3 separate regions of the Homo sapiens genome follow, and all the other regions are linked to region 2. A link is an interaction called in ENCODE POLR2A ChIA-PET data of the cell type or tissue named here. Cell type or tissue: GM12878. All regions are shown on one strand. Links, peaks and the distances in the headings refer to the core of each region. The heading gives the core; the rest is flanking DNA.

Region 1 (5,357 bases), core at 719-4,718, 290 kb after region 2:
CTGAATCTCTTTGTGCCTCAGTTTGCAGATCTGTAAAATGGGGTAATAATAGTACTTATCTCACAAAGTTGTTAGGAGGAATAAATGAATTAATAATATTTGAAAGCACTTAGAATAGTGCTTAACACATTGTGACCAATGCATAAATATGAAATACAACAGTTGGAAAGTATTGTGAAATCCAGTCTATAAAATCCTTTTAAATTCTAACAATTAAAAAAACATGTAAGTGTATTCTTATTACAGTGAGAAAATATGTCACAGCATTCAGAGTTTCTAGTCTGTTTAGTAGAAGGGTTATTGGGTTGAGTTTGCATTTTGGGGAAGAGGGAATGTGCTCTAACGACGAAGATGGTCATGACCCATGCACCCTGATGTCAGTGATTGTGAACCATTTCCGGAGAGGATTTTAACATTTGCCAAAGCTTTCACGCTTACTGGCTTTCCCCGCAACATTCATTGCCATGAGAACCATGGAGAGGGTACAGAATGTGTGCTGAAAAATGTTCACAGGTGCTATTTGCACATGACTTGCTGTAGGACGGGGGTAAACACAACTTGGTTTCTACTGGTCAAACTTTAACTCAAGATAAACTTGCTGACTGTGAAGTGTACCGCGTGATTGTTCAGTGTGTGACAGCAAACATAAACAGTCGGGGGAGCGGGGGCGTCCCAGGGTCCAGGGACCAGTGTGTGTGTCTTTCAGGAAGGCCAGCCTGGCTGCAATCTGCTCTGGTCGGGCGGCACCCCGCAGCTTGCCTCTGCTTGTGGGTTGTCAATGGGGAACATCACATGGTTGACTGTGAATGTGTTTGGGGACTTAGAGCTCCCAGCCCACTGATTTTTAATACTCATTATGGTTTCTGCTTGGAAATCCTGAAGGACTGGCAACTGCCTAGATAGCAGTTTTGACCAATAGAATCTTAAACAGAAATGACCAGTCATGGAAAATGAGTTTTTTAAAAATTAACTTAAAAAAATTTTAGACTCAGGGTATACTTGTGCAGGTGTGTTAGAAGGGTATATTGCATAATGCTGGGGTTTGGGCTGCTATTGAATCCATCACCCCAATAGTGAACATAGTACCCAATAGGTAGTTTTTCAGCCCTTACCCCACTCCCTTTGTCTCCCCTTCTGGAATCCCCAGTGTCTACTGTTTCTGTCTTTATGTCCACGTATGCCTATTGTCTAGCTCTCATTTATAAGTGAGAACATGACATTTGGTTTTCTGTTTCTATGTTAATTCACTTAGGATAATGGCATCCAGCTGCATCCATATTGTTGCAAAGGACATGATTTTATTCTTTTTTAGGGCTGCATAATATTCCATGGTACCACATTTTCTTTATCCAGCCCACCAGGAATGGGCACTTAGGTTGATTCCATCCTCTTTGCTATTGTGACTAGTGCAACTATAAACATCTGAGTGCAGGTGTCTTTTTGACATAACGATTTCTGTTCCTTTGGGTAGTTACCCAGTAGTGGGGTTGCTGGGTCAAATGGTAGTTCTATTTTTAGTTATTTGAGAAATCTCCATACTGTTTTCCATAGGGGATGAACTAATTTACATTCCCAATAACAGTGTATAAGCATTCCTTTTTCTCCACATCCTTGCCAGCAGCTGTAATTTATTGATTTTTTTTTTTTTTGAGACGTAGTCTTGCTCTGTCTCCCAGGCTGCAGTGCAGTGGTGTGATCTCAGCTCACTGCAACCTCCACCTCCCAGGTTCAAGTGATTCTTCTGCCTCGGCCTCCCGAGTGGTTGGGACTACAGGCACACGCCACCAGGCCTGGCTAATTTTTGTATTTTTAGTAGAGACGGGGTTTCACCATATTGGTCAGGCTGGTCTTGAACTCCTGATCTCGTGATCCGCCCACCTCGGCCTCCCAAAGTGCTGGGATTACAGGCTTGAGGCACCACCCCCAGCCTATTGACTTTTTAATAGCCATTCTCACTGGTGTGAGATGGTATCTCATTGTGGTTTTAATTTGCATTTCTCTGATGATTAGTGATATTGAGTATTTTCTCATATGTTTGTTGGCCACTTGCATGTATTCTTTTGAGATGTGTCTATTCATGTCCTTTGCCCACTTGGAAAATGAGTTTTATAAACCAATTGGGAAAAGAGGAAAGTGTCATCAATAGGGAGATAGCACCTGAGATAGATTTTGGAGGATATGACTTCTCTGAGATCAAACTTGCCTTTGATACACTGGGAACATTTTTATGAGCATAAAAATTCTAAAAGAGACTTGAAATATTTTTCTCTCATGTCATTTCAATCCATGGAGCTATTAAAATTTTCAAAACTTCAGGGCAAGAAAGATATATATCATCCGAATGTAAGCATTTGAGTAAGCAATCTCTGCCAGGGGTGGGGCGGGTAGGTTGACAATACTTAATATATATTTTTATTTACATAGAACTGAGCCATTGCTAGCCTCACATATCTAGAAAATAGCTTAGAAACAATGAATTTTTTAAAAAATAAAACAACACTTGAGAGACGCTTTTCTTATGCTTTTCTCAGAGAAGAACCAGCCCTCAGTTCCTGACTTGAAAAGCATTTATGTTTATTGCACACATATCCTTAACCAGTGTGAGTTTCTCTATGCCCACAGCAATTTAGAAATAGAAAATCAGCATTAGGGAGAAGGCTTTGCATAGTCTTGCACACTAACAAGAGGTAACTGCTGATGGCCCAAAGAAGAGAGCAACAGAAAAAAAATGTAAAAAACAGACAGGCACAAGAATTCCAAAAGGCACAGTAATTTGGGACCTCTCAGGTGTGCAGGCAAATATTTCTCTCCCTCTCTCTTTCTCTCTCTCTCTCTCTCTCTCTGTGTGTGTGTGTGTGTGTGTGTGTCTTTCTCTCTCACTTCTCTCTCTCTCTCCCCCCAACCATGGCCTAAACCTATTATTTTTTATCCGATAGCAGTGAAATCAGTTCTTTTTGTGATAATGTTACAACCAAGAAAAGAAAAAAATAAGAAGTTAAATAAAGTTCCTCCACTCTTTAAGAAAGCAGGGGCGGTTGAGTTACATTTTAGAAAGTGTTCTGCCAAAATCTTCTCTTTTGTTCCTTCTTTATTCCCTTCCTCCCTCCATTCCTTTTTTCTTTTTCTTTCTTTCTTTCTTTCTTTCTTTCTTTCTTTCTTTCTTTCTTTCTTTCTCTTTTCTTTCTTTCTTTTCCTCCCTCCCTCCCTTCCTTCCTTCCTTCCTCCCTCACTCTCCCTCTCTTTCTTTCTCTTTCTTTCTTTCCTTCCCTTCCTTCCTTCCTTTCTCCCTCCCTCCCTCCTTCTCTCTCCCCCTTTCTTTTTTCTCTTTCTTTCTTTTTCTTTCTTTCTCTCTTTCTTTTTCTTCTTTCTTTCTTTCTTTCTTTCTTTTTTCTTTCTTTCTTTCTTTCTTTCTTTTTCTTTCTCTCTCTCTCCCTCCCTCCCTCTCCTTCCTTCTTCCCTCCCTCTCTGCCCACCTCCCTTCTTTCCTTCCTTCCTTTCTTTCTTTTGGTGCTTTGAAGGACCAGCTCTTACTTGCCTAGAACTCAGCAATCCAGAATGGCTACAAAGCAAGCTGAGATTTTATGGTGTTTGTGCCATCATTTGCCAGTATATAGATGTGGGATTACACACTGTGTGATCAATGTTAGTTCCTATCCTTTAAGAATCGTCTCATGATTTTTAAGTTCCTGAACAGCCGAACGATTGTTGAAGATACTGTTACTTGAAAGGAAAAGAAATAAGGAGAAAAAAAATGAATGGAGGGAATTGTTAGATGATATGTTAGAACAAACATGACATCATCAACATAGTGGGAGGGTAAAAGGGAGTTCCCTTAAGGCACAAACAAAATTTCACCGTCCCATTTATTTTTACTTTTAGTTTAGTTCACAGACTTCAGAACCTGCTCATTATCACCAAATGCTCTTTCAAATGATGAAGTACTGAAAGAAAAACCTAAGTCACCTCCACATATGATATATAAGAAATGTTGGCACATCCAGATCTTCCTAAGGAAAGAGGGTTTGACTACAGCAATGTTGAATGCAAGCCTTATCAATTGCATCCTTCCTTCCTTCTTCCCACTCATAATACACACATATGCCCCTTGTATGTTAGGAACATTGTACTGGAGGGAATGTATAAAAACTCTAAGTTAATTCTTTTCTGAGGGCTTGCTATCAGCCAGGTACAGGGTTAAAGTACAAATACTTGATTATCACTTGACCACACCCTTGTGAGGAAACTGATGCTCAAGAAATTTAAGTAAAGTTTCTGAAAGACACACAGCTTGCAAACAACAGAGATGGGATTTAAAACAAGGTTGTTTATTAACCACTGGGCTCCACTACCTGCCAATGGGGTGTAAATAGTGATCCCTGGAAATAAATGACCCCCATTTTCTTAAAGGGCAGGGATAGGTTGAGAAAAATAGCCACTTTGATGGTATAGACCTGGAATGTGTGGAGGACCTTTGCACTACGCAGAATGGAATTGCTGGGCCCACTGATGTCGCTTAATAATTGACAGATGGCCTGTCTAAGTGACTCACATGCAACTCAGATTTCAGGGCTGGAAAGGCCATGGGCTAATGTGGAAAGGAGGTGCATCCCTGGGCAGGTTCTGTGGCCAACCACCCTGTTTAGACAGCTCTCCGTTCACAGAGAGCTTTCTGCTACAGTGAGCAAAATGTTTACAACCTGATGCCAACTTTTATCATACATCGAGAGGCTGCCTGTAACCAAATCACCCCTGCCCTGGGCAATGTGCTCTGTGTACAGATCTCCATCAGTCACACAACAGGTGCTTAATTCTTGGTGACAAAAGGTGACCTCAATTTCTTTAAAGATATAGCAAGCCCTAAGGATCCAATTATATGGAGATTGGGCCAAGTGATCCTAGAGGCCTTGCCTTCCACTATTTTGAGGTATTTACAAAATGCAGATAAAGGAATTGGAAAATAGAAATATGTAAACTGGGAGAAGAGAGAGAGAGGGAGAAATTGACTTCTGAAATTATTAGCCTGTCAACCTAACATTGGAGAAATATAGCAACCATTGATGAAAATATCAAGTTGTCAGCACTTAAACAGAGTGCTAAGAAAGCACTAAGCTGTACAACCATGTAACACACCAAGCCTCTTGGACTAACACAATTTCCTTATGAGACAAAATGGAATATGATGAAGCTGCAAATGCTTTGCCTCCACACTTCAGTGAGACCAGGCTAAGCAGGTGGGCCTGAGTCCTAGATACTTGGGCAAAGGTTAGACTCCTTAGGAGTAAGCTTGGGCGAGTTTGCCAAATCTTTGGTAATGGTTCATTCTTTAGCATTACAGGACAGTCACAAGTACCTAGAAC
Region 2 (5,357 bases), core at 413-4,412:
AAGTAAAAAAGGCAAAAAGTAAAAATAAAGTAAAAAAAGCAAAAAAGTTTGATTTTTTTACTAAATGTATATATTTTATAATGTTATAGCATATAAAAACATGTAACATATATATGTTATAACACATGAAAATCCGCAACTGTTTTAATTTTCCTGACATTTGGAATGCTTATATTTGAGACTTAAATATGTCTATTTTTATAATTTCTGACATTTTATTTTTCTTGAGACCAAGTCTCACTCTGTCACCCAGGCTGGAGTGCAGTGGTGCGAGCTTGGCTCACTGTAAGAAATCACTTGAACTCCCCCTCCTGGGTTCAAGCGATTCTCCTGCCTCAGCCTCCCGAGTAGCTGGGATTACAGGCATGATCCACCACGCCAGGCTAATTTTTGTAATTTTGGTTGAGATGGGGTTTCAACCAACTCCTGACCTCGTGATCCGCCCACCTTGGCCTCCCAAAGTGTTGGGATTACAGGCGTGAACCACCTGACATTTTATTTCTAACGGACATAATCAGACAGGAGATTTCAGCTGTTCTTTTCAAATAATACATTATAGTATATGGATTTTTTTTGTCACCAATAAATAAAAAGCCAAATTAGATAGAATCACCAATATATACATTTTTTTCTTTCAACTTACATTTTTGAAGTACAAAAACTCTGGGTCTGGTGAAAATAATCTTCAGATAAATTTGCTGAATTATTACCATTTTATTTATTTATTTATTTTTATTTTTTTAGAAACAGGATCTCACTCTGCTGCCCAGTCTGGCTAGTTTATTTTTAATTTTTTTGTAGAGATGGGGTCTCAGTATGTTGCCCAGGCTGGTCTCAAACTTCTGGCCTCAAGCAATCCCCCAACTTCAGCCTTTCAAAGTGCTGAGATTACAGGCATAAGGCATGGTGCGCGGCTCATTTTATGCTTGTTGTGAAGTTCCTGTATTTCATCATCAGGGTTCTTATGCTTCTTGTCTTCAGCCAGTGCTCCACCGTGGAAGTAAAATAAGCAATATATGACAAAGACTAACTTAATGAAAGACTGTATATGGTCAAATCCACTGACGGTCACAGGGAGTGAGTGGTTGAGTCACAAGTACGCTCACTCGTTTCTGCAAACAGTCACACAACCAGGACATTCTTAAACAGTTCTGTTTCAGAGGCGGATGATTTAAATAATCAATTTATTTGAGTTAAAAAACAGAAATAGGGCTGGGCACGGCGGCTCATGCCTGAGATCCCAGCACTTTGGGAGACTGGGGTAGGAGGATTGCTTGAGCCCAGGAGTTCAAGACCAGCCTGGACAACATAGTGAGAGTCCAGCTTTACAAAAAATAAAAATAAAAAAATTGGCCAGGTGAGGTGGCTCATGCCTGTAATCTCAGCACTTTGGGAGGCCGAGGTGGGTGGATCACGAGGTCAGGAGATCGAGACCATCCTGGCTAACACGGTGAAACCCCATCTCTACTAAAAATACAAAAAATTAGCCAGGCGTGGTGGCAGGCACCTGTAGTCCCAGCTACTCAGGAGGCTGAGGCAGGAGAATCGCTTGAACCCGGGAGGCTGAGGTCGCAGTGAGCCGAGATCATGCCACTGCACTCCAGCCTGGGCAACAGAGAGAGATTCCATCTCAAAAATAAAAATAAAAAAATAAAAAAAATTAACTAGGTGTGCTGGCCCATGCCTGTAGTCCTAGCTACTAAGGAAACTGAGGTAGAAGGATTGCTTGAGAGCCTGGGAGGTTGAGACTGCAGTGAGCTGTGATCACATCACTGCACTCCAGCCTTCTTTAAAAAAAAAAAAGAAAAAAGAAAAGGAAATGGACACAAAATACCCTTAGTTTTTTTTAGTGATTCAAACCCCTGGGTCACTTTGTTGTTGTTGTTGTTGTTAGAGATGGGGTCTCAGTATGTTGCTCAGGCTGGAGTGAAGTGGTCATTCACAGGTGTGATCATGGTACACTGTGGCCTCCAATTCCCATCCCAGCCTCCTGAGTAGCTGAGCCTACAGTGTGTACCACCACACTTGGTTTCTGGATCGCTTTTGAGAGATTTTGGAGTGTCACTGGCTGAAGGACCTTTGTCTGGCTTGGCAGAGCCTGGCCCTTGGGTGCTGGCCATGGTCTCTGGTTATGTGGGGCAAGCCTGACTCATTCTTCCTCTTTGAGGCTCCTTTGCATAGATTCCTTGCACACATCACTTTTTCATTTTCTATAGCTCAAAACAGATTTCAGTTTCCAAGACTGTAACTCAGCGTATGTGCATTTACATTTAGTTTGGGATATGCTAATGTGGTCAGCAGCACATTTCTAGAAAATTGCTCCCAGTGGCTGCTACTGCAAAGTTAAAGTTCTGATTTAATGTTGACCCTCATTGACCGTGGGCGGGGAGGCTGACATTTTCATCCTCATCCCCAGGATCTTGGAGGAGTGTCCCCTGTGGGTATGGTAGCCTCTGGGGCCCTGAGCTGTGGACAGCGGATGAGAGGTGGAGTGAGCCTGAAGGGCAGTTGTTGTCACACAGAGCCTGGAGAAAGCATTTGGGAGGAGCTTCAGCCCTGGCATCTCCTCTTATCAGAGTTCCTCTGGGCCAGTCAGTGCGCATGTCACTTTCTTGCCAGGTCAGTCAGGCCTGTGTAGACACATCCCCGGCCCCTTTCCTTTGGAGCTGTGGTGTAAGCCCAGAATCAGTTCCCATCCATGGCCAACAGGGTCTTCCTCAGGCACTGGCCCCAGCAGAAGGACATCCCTCTGATCCCCTGCTCTTGGAAAACATCGCAGAGGTGGATGTGCTTTGCCGGGTCAGCAGTGCCAATAATAGTGCTGAGCCATGAACCCAAGGGCGAGCAGGAAAGAAAAGAGGATGGAAGAAAGACAAAGAGGAAATAGTATGGAAAGAGAAAAGAAAACTGAGAGAGGGGAAATGTGTAGAAAGACGAAAGGAAAATCAACATGCCTCATGGGGATGAGTCCTGTGCTGGTGGCAGTGCCTCTCCCATTAGGCACTGTCACTCCCAGGCTGGACTCAATCTCTCTCTGTTTTGCACAATGAAGATTAGGCAGAATGTGAATGGCATAGCAAGTGAGAGCCTGCTGACGTGGCGTGCTCTGGGGGATCAATGCCCATGAAAGAGAAATGTGACTACATTAGAAGCTCTGCAGAGGCAGATATTCAGAGCTTGTTCATCCCCGTACCCCAATGCCCAGGAACAGTGCCTGACACGTCCTAAGCACATGATAAATATCTGTTGAATTAAATCGAATGTTAGGTGAATGCTGAAGAACGAAGTTGGATCTGCTATTGTCCTCGCATTCTCATGGATCTAAAGGTGAGTTCCTCTACTCCTCTAGGCTCCCATATTTAGAGACTACAGCTCCATGTCTACCCTTGACTTGGAGCGATTCTCCCCCAACGAGGAGGACACACCTGGGGCAGCACAGGAGGAGGTGGCTGCAGCCAGGTCGGTGGACTGGGCCCGACACAGGACAGACAGTTTCGTTCGTCTATGGTGCCGCTGGGGCTGTACCTTTTGGGTTGCTAGGAGTCAGGAATAGCATGCGAGCCCTGGAGGGAGGGGGATGGAGATCTAGAATAAAGGCCCTGTGCCTTGGACCCATGCAGCATTTAAATCGTCATTCTGTTGTAAAGTAGGTGGCGTTAATATTTCTCAGGCGAATTGTCTCCCCCATGGGGAAGCAGAGCTTGGGCATCAAGCTGTGCTGAGTTGGGTGCTGGCTCCTACGCTGGGAGCCCCGGTGTAGACTGGGGAGGGGGCGGGGCAGCTGGAGGGCTCCAGCCATGTTTCTGCTATTTTCCACCGTAACGCTGATGGGAGCAGGGCTGTTGTAGGAGTTCCTGGACAAAGCTAGGCAGGAGTCTCAGGATCTCTAGGATGCAGGACAGGTTTCTTCCCCTCGGGTTCTGTCCATGAGCAGACCAAGAACCTTTCAAATGACAGTGGTCACATTATTTAGTCTGAAACTGGGGTTTCCAAAAAGCCTGATTCCTTGTATAAAGTCAAATCAGCAAAAACCCACTTGGACTAGGCTGCATACTTGGCATTTGCAGCCTCTCCCTATTGATGAATTCAACCTAACTACATGTTTTAAACACATTCTACATTCAGGGATGCCATGAACAGATGTGCAGGTTGGGCACTGCACAAAGGTGCTTGGCTTAGCCAGGAGTGTGGAGTGTGTGGGGGGAGTGGAAGGTGCATGGGTGCTGAAATACAGATTGTGCTTCTCTGTTGGATGTGCTCTGAGGGTTGCCTCCACCAGGAAAGAGGTGACTTTTTCTTCACACAAGGGCATAGCTCCACAGAGCTGTCATGCCGGCTGGTAGGCACTATACATGTGAGGGGGCTCCAGCTCTTTTCCCCAGGCTGTGTGCGTGTTGGGGATATGAGAGTGAGGAAAACAGATCTCTTTCCCTCCAATTGCAAACAGACTCCTAGAAAGACAGGCACCTATACCAACAATTGCAATCACACCACTTCTCTTTTCCTTTCCTGTAATATTCCTTTCTGATTTGTTGGAATGGTAGCCAGCTGTTAGCAACCTTGAAAAGGGGGCTGGGCGCGGTGGCTCACACCTGTAATCCCAGCACTTTGGGAGGCTGAAGCGGGTGGATAACAAGGTCAGGAGATCGAGACCATCCAGGCTAACAGGGTGAAACCCCTTCTCTACTAAAAATACAAAAAAATTAGCCGGGCGTGGTGGCGGGCGCCTGCAGTCCCAGCTACTCAGGAGGCTGAGGCAGGAGAATGGCGTGAACCTGGGAGGCGGAGCTTGCAGTGAGCGGAGATCGCGCCACTGCACTCCAGCCTGGGCGACAGAGCGGGACTCCGTCTCAAAAAAAAAAAAGATAAGGCTACAGTGCTCTTAGGGAGGACCCACAATCTCTGCGAAGGAAGTTTCCCCTTGTTCCCCTTTGGCAGGAAGTAGAAGCCCAGCTGAGGGACTCAGCAAGGGGTCCTTTCATCCCATAGGCTTGTCCCCTAAGGATACATCCCATAGGCTTGTTCCCCTTTGGCAGGAAGTAGAAGCCCAGCTGAGGGACTCAGCAAGGGGTCCTTTCATCCCATAGGCTTGTCCCCTAATGATGTGAAGTCATCACAAACAGGCACAGGTGGGACAGGATGCTGAATCCCAGCTCCAACCATGGGAAACATTGTAACAGAGGACAGGTAACACGTGACAGCTCCCGGCCTGAAAGGAAACCCAGTCAGCAGAACTTTCGTTCATCAAACTAAGAGGGATGTTGTGGGTGTGTCTGTGAACATACTGCTTCGAGGCCAAGGCCGCTGCTCTGTTGGCCTCAACCCCATGGACAAGGAGGATGTGAGCTGGGAGGTTC
Region 3 (5,357 bases), core at 719-4,718, 370 kb after region 2:
TCAGGGTTTTCTCAACTATTCTGTTTCCTAGCATAATCTCAATTTGCTGATGGCTTTTATTGTACAATTAAATCTCCTGCTTTATTAAACCTGTCTCTATCTACCAGTCAATCAACCTCTCATTCATCTATCCATTTATCTGTCCATTTATCTATTCATTTTTCTATACATTCATTTATCTCTGTATTATCTGACCATCTACTTCCCTATCTGGGTAGATGGAGTTGGTGGTGAAAAAAGCATTGGAAAAGATTTGAGGCTACCTGAATTCAGCTAGATCCCAGGCTTATTCCTAGCTAGTTGCCTAACATCAAGCCAGTTACCCTGTATATTTGCAAATCAATTTTCACATCTATGAAATGAAGATTTTGGACCAATTTTTTTTTTTTTTTTTTTTTGAGATGGAGTTTCACTCTTGTTGCCCAGGCTGGAGTGCAATGGCATGATCTCGGTTCACCGCAACCTCCGCCTCCTGGGTTCAAGCGATTCTCCTGCCTCAGCCTCCCGAGTAGCTGGGATTACAGGCATGTGCCACCATGCCTGGCTAATTTTTTGTATTTTTAGTAGAGACAGGATTTTTCCATGTTGGTCAGCCTGGTCTGGAACTCCTGACCTCAGGTGATCTACCTGCCTCTGCCTCCCAAAGTGCTGGGATTACAGGCATGAGCCAACATGCCCGGCCATACCAAATTTTTTTTAAAGTGTCGTCTGGGTCTAATATGATGTCTAAGTTCATTTTGTGCTGCTATAACAGAATAACTGAGACTAGATGATTTGACTCATGGTTCTGGGGGTTGGGAAGTCCAAGACTGAAGGGCTGCATCTGGTGGGGTCCTTCTTGCTGTGTCATCCCCTGGTTGAAGGCAAAAAGGCAGAGCGTGTGCATGAGAGAGAGAGAAAGAAGGAAAGGAATCTGAACTCATCCTTTTATCAGGAACCCGGTCCCTCCAAAGTGAACCCACTCCAGCAATAACAGCATTAATTCATTCATGAAGGCAAAGCCCTCACAACCTGATCACCTCCTTAAGGTCTAATCTCTCAACACTATTGCTCTGGGGACTCAGTTTCCAACACATAAACTTTGGGGGACATATTCAAACCATGGTACATGATTTCTTATTAACTTGATTTTTCAAAGTATTGTCTCCGTTAATACTCCTTTAATTCACTAATAGGTAACTTCACATTTGTACACCTGTTGTCTATAGCTAACTCCCAGGCCCCTTCTCTGTTCTATTGATTAGGCTTCTTTGATTGCAATTAAGAAAAACACAATTTAGGCTTGGCGTGGTGGCTCACGCCTGTATTCCCAGCACTTTGGGAGGCAGAGGTGGGTAGATCACTTGAGGTCAGGAGTTCGAGACCAGCCTGGCTAACATGGCAAAACCCCATCTCTACTAAAAATACAAAAATTAGCTGGATGTGGTGGTGCACACCTGTAGTCTCAACTATTCAGGGGGCTGAGGGACAAGAATTGCTTGAACCCTGGGGCGGAGTTTGCAGTGAGCCAAGCTCGTACCACTGCACTCCAGCCTGGGCAGCAGAGCGAGACTCCATCAAGATAAATAAAATAAAATAAAATAAAATAAAATAAAATAAAATAAAATAAAATAAAATAAAATAAACTCACTTATGCAAGCACAAGACTCTAATGGCTTATATAGTTGGAAATACTGGGTTGGTCAGAATTGAAGCAGTAACTAATAGAACCAGGGCCTCTGGACTAGAACTAGGAATTCTAAGTGACCATATCTCATCTCTATCTGTATTTTATGATTTTATGTTTCTCTTTATTTATAGAGCTCATTCTCCTCTACTGCAGAAAGGCTTTGCCCACACAACAGAAATATGGCTCCTGGCCTCTCCAGCTAAGCAACTCCAGTAGAAAAATTCCTTCTCGTGTTGTGTGTACATCAGTACAAAGGGAAGGATTCTGGCCATTCTCCACGTATGATTGGGACATCGGATGATTCTGGAGAGGGTTCCTGTAAGCCACAGCCCCAAAACAAACCCATGGAATAGGGGAAGGAAAGTTCTCCCTCAAAAAGGATGCTGAAGAGCAATAGTTTTTAAAAATATTCTTTACTACCATTAATCAAATAATAAGAGGCTTATGGGCAGAAATATCAGCAGGGGAAAATTAAGGCAGAGTAATTGTTAGGACCACAGAACCTGGAAACAGCTTTCCTGGGTGAATTCCAGCCTCACACTTAAGCTGTGGGACCAAATTACAAGATCTCTTTAAGCCTCACTTATTTCACCTATAAAAAGAGAGACCAATGTTCCCTATGTCAGTAAATTACCATGAGGATTAAATTTATATAAAATGCCAAGCACAAAGTAATGATTATAACGGTTGGCTATTAGCTGCTTCTATCACTATATTGCTGTTAGTATTAAGATCATACAACAGGTACATAGTAAATGCTGGAGTCTGAACTAAAGCAATGCCCCCTGATGCCTGACCTAAAGTACTTCCTACTACAGTGTGAATTAGAGCAGGTGAGCATTGGAGAGCAGCAGGTAAAACAGTAGTGGAGGTGAGTTAAGCAGGATTATGCTGCTGACATTTCTAGATCCTTGCCAGAGGCCAAGTGTCCAGTGACCTCTTCTTTATTTCTTACTTTATAGTTACTATTATCACCCATTTTATAGAATAGGAAACTGAGGCCTAGAATGATTAACTTGCCAGCAGGGGCACCCACCTAGGAGGCAGTGGAAGCTCTCCTTTAGGACCTTGCTGAGGCATTCGCAGAATAAGCAGGTTCCTTAGTGCTCTGGCTAGACAGGATTAACGCTTGTTTCTTTTGTCATTGCACTTGCCTAGTGGGCTGTCCAGCTCATGGTTGGCACTCAGTCTTTTCAAAGAACAAATGTCAACCATGACAATTGATGAGGAAGAAAGCAGAAAAATGTAGAACTCAGACTCCACCAAGATGTATGTTAGTTGGAAGTTATAGATAAGTTTCCCTCAAATATATAACTGTCACTATAGCCACTATTTTATGAATTAGATGCCTCACTTCCAGGCAAACTTGGAACTGATTTTTGTTGCAAGAATGAACTTAGATCTACCTAAGACTTCACCATTCTCATTTTTTACAATTCAGAAATTTCAAAATAATAAGCGTATGCTAGGTCATCTGTAGACCTGTTTCTCTTTGTTACTCAATCCCACAGTCTGACAGTCTGCTCTGAATTTCTGTAGGCTGTATCATTCTGTACCTGCAGGAGAGCGGTGACTCAGCCTGTGGAATAACTCCCTTTCCCTCATTATGACATGTCACCTTTATTTCATTGCTGTGGCATGTTTCTTGCCCTGTGGCTGAAAAACAAGGCAACCCAGTCAGGAAACCAAAGCAGATTCTCTACTTCTGAGTCAAAGCGTGAGGTCTGCCAATCTAGACCTGGAAGACATGCTCTTACACCTTGCCTAATCCTCCAAGGAAGTTGTTTTTCTCTTCTTCAACCCCATCCCTTCCCTCCCACCAAGCCCCTAAGAAGGCATAACCATGGAGCTATTTTTACCTGAAAAATAAATCCAGGGGACGAGATCTTTTAGGTTGCATTTATCAAAACAGTGAATGTTCAGATTGTTGGCTTATTTAAAAATTAAATATTTGTTTCTGCAAGGATTGATTTATCTGGTGTTGGTAGTACTGGGTTACACACTAGGATTCTATGAGTTACACACTAGGATTCTATGACTACATTGCAGCTGGATTGTCAGGCTGTCTGTGGTCATAGAGACAGCCTGGATAATGAATGAATAGAAATGTCAGGGCTTCGAGATTTTCGAGCCCCCTTTCCTTATCTGGAAATGGGGATTAAAAAATAACTCCTTTTTAGGTTTGTTGTAAATGAGAATATATGTAAAGTACATGTAAGAAGATATCTCTTATCTCTATCAAAGTAATCTTTCCTATTGACTTGCTGTGTAACCCTCACCACGATACTGGTTTCTGCCTTAATTGTCCCAAATGATAAAACAGAGATAATTGTATTTGCCTCTAAATCATGTTTTCAAAAACTTGAACTAATGAAAGTATAAATTAGTATAAATTTTCTGGAGGCAATTTAGTTTTATCTATCAAAAAATTATATATGCATGTATGTGTATATATCTCCTTTAATACAATTTTACTTTAGAAATTTGTTATAAGAAACTAATCAGGTATTATTCATAAGTATGTTAATCATGACATTGTTTATAATATGAACAATTACAACAACCTACAAATCCTACAATAGAAGATTGGTTAGGTAAATTATTATACATCATTATATAAAGGAATATCATTTATGTAGTCAGTAAAAATCATGTTGTAGAAGAATATTTATTTTTAGGGCAAATGTGTGTTTTGTAAACAGCAAACAGCCAAAAGGATACACTGGTATTTTTAATAAATAAGAAATGTACATACATACATAGAAAAAAAACACTGGAAGGCACACACTGAAACATTCATCATAATGCTCTTTGGTTGAAATCCAAGTGACTTTTGCTGTCTTCTTTTATGCTTTTCTGTGTTTTACAAGTTTTCTTTATTTCTCTAATTAGAAAAAAAGATCTTAAAATATGCTGTTAGGCAAATCTCCTTTTCAAATGAGCATTATAGTTTAATCCATTATCTCTACCTTTAAAATGCTTTGGAACTACTTAGACAAAACTTTGTAGGCTGGGCGTGGTGGCTCATGCCTGTAATCCCAGCACTTTGGGAGGCCGGGGCGGGCAGATCACAAGGTCAGGAGTTCAAGACCAGCCTGGCTAACATGGTGAAACACCGTCTCTACTAAAATCACAAAAATTAGCTGAGTGTGGTGGCGTGCACCTGTAATCCCAGCTGCTTGGGAAGCTGAGGCAGGAGAATTGCTTGAACCCCAGAGGCGGAGGTTGCAGTGAGCCAAGATTGTGTCATTGCACTCCAGCCTGGGCAACAAGAGCGAAACTCCATCTCAAAAAAAAAAAAAACAACTTTGTAAATGTAGGCATTGAAACAAAGCTGAGAGGAAACAGCTCAAAATGTTGACAATGCTACCTGCATGTCATGGTTCATAGGTGATTTCATGTTTGCATCTTATACTTTGTGTTTTCAAAGTGTCTACACTCTGCATGTATAACTTTTATACAACAGAAAAGTGCTAGTAAAATGTCTGTTGAATAATTATTATTTATAAAGAGCAATATTTTCTGAATGTCTTCTGTGAAAGCCACTTTATTCGGGCTTTTATCTTAGCTGAATTTAGTTTATCTTGCACTCAGTTTAACTGGCTCAAAGAAAGCCCCTGTTTCTCAGTTGCACACTGCCTATTTTGAACAAAACCGAATTTCTTTTTAAAATCTTTCATTCCTACTT

The links. Peaks named below come from ENCODE experiments on the same cell type or tissue, not always from the same donor. Only the 100,000 strongest peaks of a DNase experiment are listed, where the experiment ranks them.
Region 1: POLR2A ChIA-PET joins it to region 2 with 5 read pairs; 2 of 35 experiments call an interaction of 5 or more read pairs at or near these places.
Region 3: POLR2A ChIA-PET joins it to region 2 with 5 read pairs; 3 of 35 experiments call an interaction of 5 or more read pairs at or near these places.

Annotation. Positions count from the first base shown.
Region 1 is chr1:234,638,581-234,643,937 of GRCh38, reverse strand. No RefSeq gene overlaps it. Among named protein-coding and RNA genes, the nearest start is that of LINC00184, 12 kb to the right of the region's middle. RefSeq lists an enhancer at 521-815 and a silencer at 521-815. In GM12878, for the core only: no CTCF peak of the experiment used is centred there; no DNase peak of the experiment used is centred there.
Region 2 is chr1:234,930,439-234,935,795 of GRCh38, reverse strand. No RefSeq gene overlaps it. Among named protein-coding and RNA genes, the nearest start is that of LINC02971, 24 kb to the left of the region's middle. RefSeq lists an enhancer at 3,096-3,596. In GM12878, for the core only: no CTCF peak of the experiment used is centred there; a DNase peak (open chromatin) is centred at 2,185; H3K4me3 peaks cover 622 bases; H3K27ac peaks cover 2,380 bases.
Region 3 is chr1:234,562,771-234,568,127 of GRCh38, reverse strand. LOC107985465 (a long non-coding RNA gene) reads left to right here. Exons shown (of 3, transcript XR_001737831.2): 3 at 1,801-3,535. Among named protein-coding and RNA genes, the nearest start is that of LINC01354, 34 kb to the right of the region's middle. In GM12878, for the core only: no CTCF peak of the experiment used is centred there; no DNase peak of the experiment used is centred there.